2 separate regions of the Homo sapiens genome follow, and region 2 is linked to region 1. Evidence: chromatin loops called from intact Hi-C (ENCODE). Cell type or tissue: Calu3. All regions are shown on one strand. Region 1 overlaps UBTD1 (ubiquitin domain containing 1). Region 2 overlaps HOGA1 (4-hydroxy-2-oxoglutarate aldolase 1).

Region 1 (2,500 bases):
GCTGAGATCACGCCACTGCACTGAAGCCTGCGTGACAAAGCAAGACTCCATCTCAAAAAAAAAAAAAAAAAAATCTTAAGCCCTCATCAGACTCGCCTTGGGAGGGGCAGGTGATGTGGGCCACAGCCCATCTGCCCTAGGCCAGCGGGGCCCTGAAGCCTTCTACTGCCTGGAAACCTTGCAGGCAGGACCAGCTGCAACCTTTTCTGGCCAGCTTCTGCCGCCTTCCCCTAAGACAAAGGTCTGAGGACAGCTTGCCAAGGGTTCCACTGGTTTCTGCCTTTCCACAGGGCTCCTCTGTTGGGCCCTTTCCCACTTCACCCCCTTCCCAGGAAACCAGAGCTCTCACCACCTCCCATGTGGTCCACTCGCTGGTTCATTCTGTCAGCTTTTATTGAGCACCTATTGTGTGCGGATCATTGGCCTGAGCCCTGGGACTGAGATGGGGAGGGCCCAGCCCTGCCCTTACAGCTTGTTTGTGGTACAATTCGCACAAAGCGGCTTAAATGGGAGCTTTGTTTGATCCAAGGCAGCTAGAAACAGTCTTTCCTTCGAGGTACCTTGTAGAAGACACTCCAAGTCCTGGCTAAGCTTTCTCCACTTTGTCATGACAAGGATCTTTTACTGCGTTTCCCCCTAAGTCTCAAGATTTTCTACCACACCACATTCAAGCCAAAGCTTAAGGCACTAAGGAACACACACGCGCGCGCGCACACACACACACACACACACACACACACACACCACCCTTACTCCTAAAAAAGCTAATACATGCACAAATATATATCCTAGAATGTGAAAGGTCCACTACCCCACTTCTGGGGTAGAAAAGGTGGTGTGTGTTCCTCCAGATTTTTTCCCTTGCAGATGCTAACACTGTCTTTACAAACTTGGGCCCATTTGGGAGCTGCCAGTTTGCTTGGGAGGCACACAGCCTCCAAGGGCCACCATCTGACCCCTGGCAGAGACTCCAGCCCACACCTCTGCCCAGAGTAGAAATGATGTCAAGCTCTCAGTCCTCCTTGCCCGCCTCCCCACCAAGCGGCACTCAGCCAGCCTTTCTAAAGCCCTCTGTTGAAAGCCCTCATTGGCCAGGAGGGGGCGGCCTTTCTCCCTGCCACCCCCTTGAGGCCCACACTCCTCTTTGCCTGGAAGAAGAGGGTTTGTGTGGGCAGTGCAGAAATCTCACCTGGACTCTGGAGGCTGGGGGCTTCTGGGCTTTTCTGCCCATTCTTCCTCACTCTGGCCATATCTCTCACCTCCTCTGTCTCATGGCCCCAAGAAACCAAGTCACAGAGGCATCACCATCCAGGTTGGCCAAAGCCTCCTTTCTGGACTGGCCTGCTACCAGCTCCGTGTGAACGGCTAGTTCCCATATGCTGATAAGACATATCAACAGCTAGGTCTTAGCATTTCCATTAAACAACAGCTAGGTCTTAGCATTTCCATTAAAAAAAAATTACTTGGCCTGGTGTGGTGGCTCACGCCTGTAATCCCAGCACTTTGGGAGGCCAAGGCGGGCAGATCACGAGATCAGGAAATTGAGACCATCCTGGCTAACACAGTGAAACCCCATATCTACTGAAAATACAAAAAATTAGCTGGGCGTGGTGGCATGTGCCTGTAGTCCCAGCTACTCTGGAGGCTGAGGCAGGAGAATCGCTTGAACCCAGGAGGCGGAGGTTGCAGTGAGCAGACATTGAGCCACTGCACTCCAGCCTGGGCAACAGAGCAAGACTCTGTCTCAAAAAAGAAAAAGAAAAAGAAAAAAAAATTACTTGCAGCTGTAGTGGCTCATACCTATAATTCTGGCACCATGGGAGGATCACTTGAAGCCAGGAGTTTGAGATCAGCCTGGGCAACAAAGTGAGACCCCATCTCTACAAATTTTTTTTTTTAATTAGCTAGGTGCAGTGGTGCACTCCTGTAGTCCTAGCTACTCAGGAGGCTGAGGTAGAAGGATCGCTTGATGCCAAGTGTTCAAGGCTTCAGTGAGCCATGACCGCACTACTGCACTCTAATCTGGGTGACACAGCAAGATCTTGTCTCAAAAAAATAAAATAAAAAATTAATGTATCACCTACATGTAGTTGGAGAGAAATTATTATTATTATTATTATTATTATTATTATTATTATTTCGAGACAGAATTTTGCTCTAGTCACCCAGGCTGGAGTGCAGTGGTGCGATCTCAGCTCACTGTAACCTCCGCCTCCCGGATTCAAGCGATTCTCCTGCCTCAGCCTCCCAAGTAGCTGGGATTACAGGCTCCCGCCACCAAGCACAGCTAATTTTGTATTTTTAGTAGAGATGGGGTTTCACCATGTTGGTCAGGCTTGTCTCGAACTCCTGACCTCATGTGATCCATCCGCCTCCGCCTCCCAAAGTGCTGGGATTACAGGTGAGAGCCACCACACCCGGCCAGGAGAGAAATTCTTTAGAGACCTGAGTGAGGTGGTCATACAAGGTCTTCGTCATGACACAGTTGGGAGTTGTCCTT
Region 2 (2,500 bases), 78 kb after region 1:
GCAGCCTGAAGCGGAGAGCACAGGGGGATGAGGGTGGCAGGCAGCGGGGAGCCGATAGAGGCTCCTTTGCCTGCTGTGGTCCTCCAGGCAGCCTTTCACAGGCACGCCCATGCATATCTCCTATTCTAACGGCCCCTGACCTCTCCCTTTTGGATCCTAAACTGTGTCTCTGGTCTGAAGACTGGGAAGGAGCAATTTCTCAATTTATCTTTCTACTGTGGATGCTTTCCTACGCCCTGAGGCACATGAAGTCAGAAAGGAAGGGCAGAGGGGCAAGTAGGCACAGTAAGGGAATTTTCTTTTCTTTTTTTTTTTTTTTGAGACAGAGTTTCACTCTGTCACCCAGGCTGGAGTGCAATGGCATGATCTCGCCTCCTGGGTTCAAGCGATTCTCCTGCCTCAGCCTCCCGAGTAGCTGGGATTACAGGCGCCTGCCACCACGCCCAGCTAATTTTTGTATTTTTAGCAGAGATGGGGTTTCACCGTGTTGGCCAGGCTGGTCTTGAACTCCTGACCTCAGGTGATCCAACTGCCTCGGCCTCCCAAAGTGCTGGGATTACAGCTGTGAGCCACTGCACCCGGCCGGGAATTTATCAAAGGGGGGACTACTTAGATTTGGGGCTTCAAACCTGAGTCTAGCACAATGCAGCTGGAGGCCAGGGCTACTCCTACAAACCCAAGTTCTGACTCCTTCCAGGGAAGTATCAGCTTAAGAAACTTGATCAGGAAAGTGACACTGGTCTTTCAAAGAGCCCTCTTTACCCTCCCATCCCTGCCCTCCACACTGCAAGCTGCATTCCAGCCACAACGCCCTTTTCTAAATCTATTTTCATTCATCTCCTATTCTGGTCTGTAGCCTTGATTCCAACCATTGAATGCACGGAGACAGCCCAGTGGCTTGTCAGATTGGTAAATAATGACACCTGGTGGATAAATGTTACATTCTAGAAGACTATTCTGGTCAGCCTAGGTCTGAAACACTAAGGAGACTTGGCCTGAGATAGGGCCATCCACTTGCCTACAGGCACTCTGCTTTTATTATTAAAAATAGTCACTTTGTTACTATAATAAAATTTAACAGAAAAAATTAGTGTGGCTATATAAAGATGGACACTCTATTGCTATGCAGATCTTAGGTTTCCTGGCCAGATGTCAAGAACCTTTCTAAAGGCAAAAGAGCTCTGATGGTCTGCCTTCTCCCAGCTCGAAGAGTGTCCCCAGCAATACTGAGCCAACAGGCATTCACTTACTGGAGACCTGGGGAAGGGGTAAGAGGCAAAAGAGAGCAAGTGAGCTATTTAGAAACAAACACTTAGCACTTTTATTTTATTTTTTTGAGACAGAGTCTTGCTCTGTCATTCAGGCTGGTGTGCAGTGGCACGATCTCGGCTCACTACAACCTCTGCCTCCCAGATTCAAGTGACTCCCCTGCCTCACCCTCCCGAGTAGCTGGAATTACAGGTGTTCACCACCATGCCCGGCTAATTTTTGTATTTTTAGTAGAGACAGCGTTTCGCCATGTTGGTCAGGCTGGTCTCGAACTCCTGACCTCAGGTGATCTTCCTGCCTCGGCCTCCCAAAGTGCTGGGATTATAGGCGTGAGCCACTGCACCCCTTCAGCATCCTTTTTGATTAAAGTGCTAAGTGTTTAGGGCCAGGCAGCACTTTGGGAGGCGGAGGCAGGAGGATCACATGAGGTCAAGAGTTTGAGACCAGCCTGATCAACACGGCAAACCCCATGTCTACTAAAAATACAAAAATTAGCCGGGCGTGGTGGCACACGCCTGTAATCCCAGCTACTCAGGAGGCTGAGGCACAAGAATCGCTTGAACGTGGGAGGTGGAGGTTGCAATGGGCCGAGATCGTGTCATGGCACTCCAGCCTGTGCCACAAGAGCAAAACTCCATCTCAACAACAACAACAAAAAAGGATGCTTTCTCCAAAATATTTAACCTTTTTCAGTGGTAATATTTGACTAGTGGCAGAAAAATGGAGATACATTGTAAAAAAATTACTCCTTAAAAGAAAGTGTAAGGTTAAAAAGAGAGGTAAATAGATACTTGTTTAGGGCAGAGGCTAAAGGAGAGAAAATAAAAGATCTCAATCTTCAACCCAAAACCAGGCTCTGAATGGCACTACAGCTTGGGGCTTAGTGCCTGGGGTCCTCTCACAGGCAACTTCCAGAGGAGCAAGGCTCAGAGGAGAATCAAGTTTAGGACTTGGGGGAAAAGTTAGGGCTAGGCAGGCAGGGTAGTGCACTGGGTAAGAGCTCAGCCTCTGGGCTTAAACAGGTCTGGGTTTAAGTTCTGGGATCTGCCCCTTAGTGTCTATGGGACCTTGGAGAAACTGCTTAACTTCCCTGAGCCTCATCTGTAATACAGGGATAATAATAGTACCTTCCTCCAACAAGGACGTGCATGTAAAAGGGTTAGCGTGGGGGTCAATGTTCCACCACTCTCCTGTTGCAGAAAAAGGGAAACTCCGGCAGGAGTGGACCTGC

What was found. Hi-C counts contacts between places; a loop is a spot of excess contacts. Peaks named below come from ENCODE experiments on the same cell type or tissue, not always from the same donor. Only the 100,000 strongest peaks of a DNase experiment are listed, where the experiment ranks them.
Region 2: a loop joins it to region 1, with 13 times the contacts of the local background. A loop is called at or near these places in 6 of 110 quality-filtered maps.

Annotation. Positions count from the first base shown.
Region 1 is chr10:97,533,869-97,536,368 of GRCh38, forward strand. The region is part of intron 1 of UBTD1 (ubiquitin domain containing 1); the gene reads left to right. Among named protein-coding and RNA genes, the nearest start is that of UBTD1, 36 kb to the left of the region's middle. In Calu3, no CTCF peak of the experiment used is centred here; a DNase peak (open chromatin) is centred at 1,083.
Region 2 is chr10:97,611,716-97,614,215 of GRCh38, forward strand. It overlaps HOGA1 (4-hydroxy-2-oxoglutarate aldolase 1), which reads left to right. Exons shown (of 7, transcript NM_138413.4): 7 at 1-1,087. Among named protein-coding and RNA genes, the nearest start is that of MORN4, 21 kb to the right of the region's middle. RefSeq lists an enhancer at 611-830. In Calu3, no CTCF peak of the experiment used is centred here; no DNase peak of the experiment used is centred here.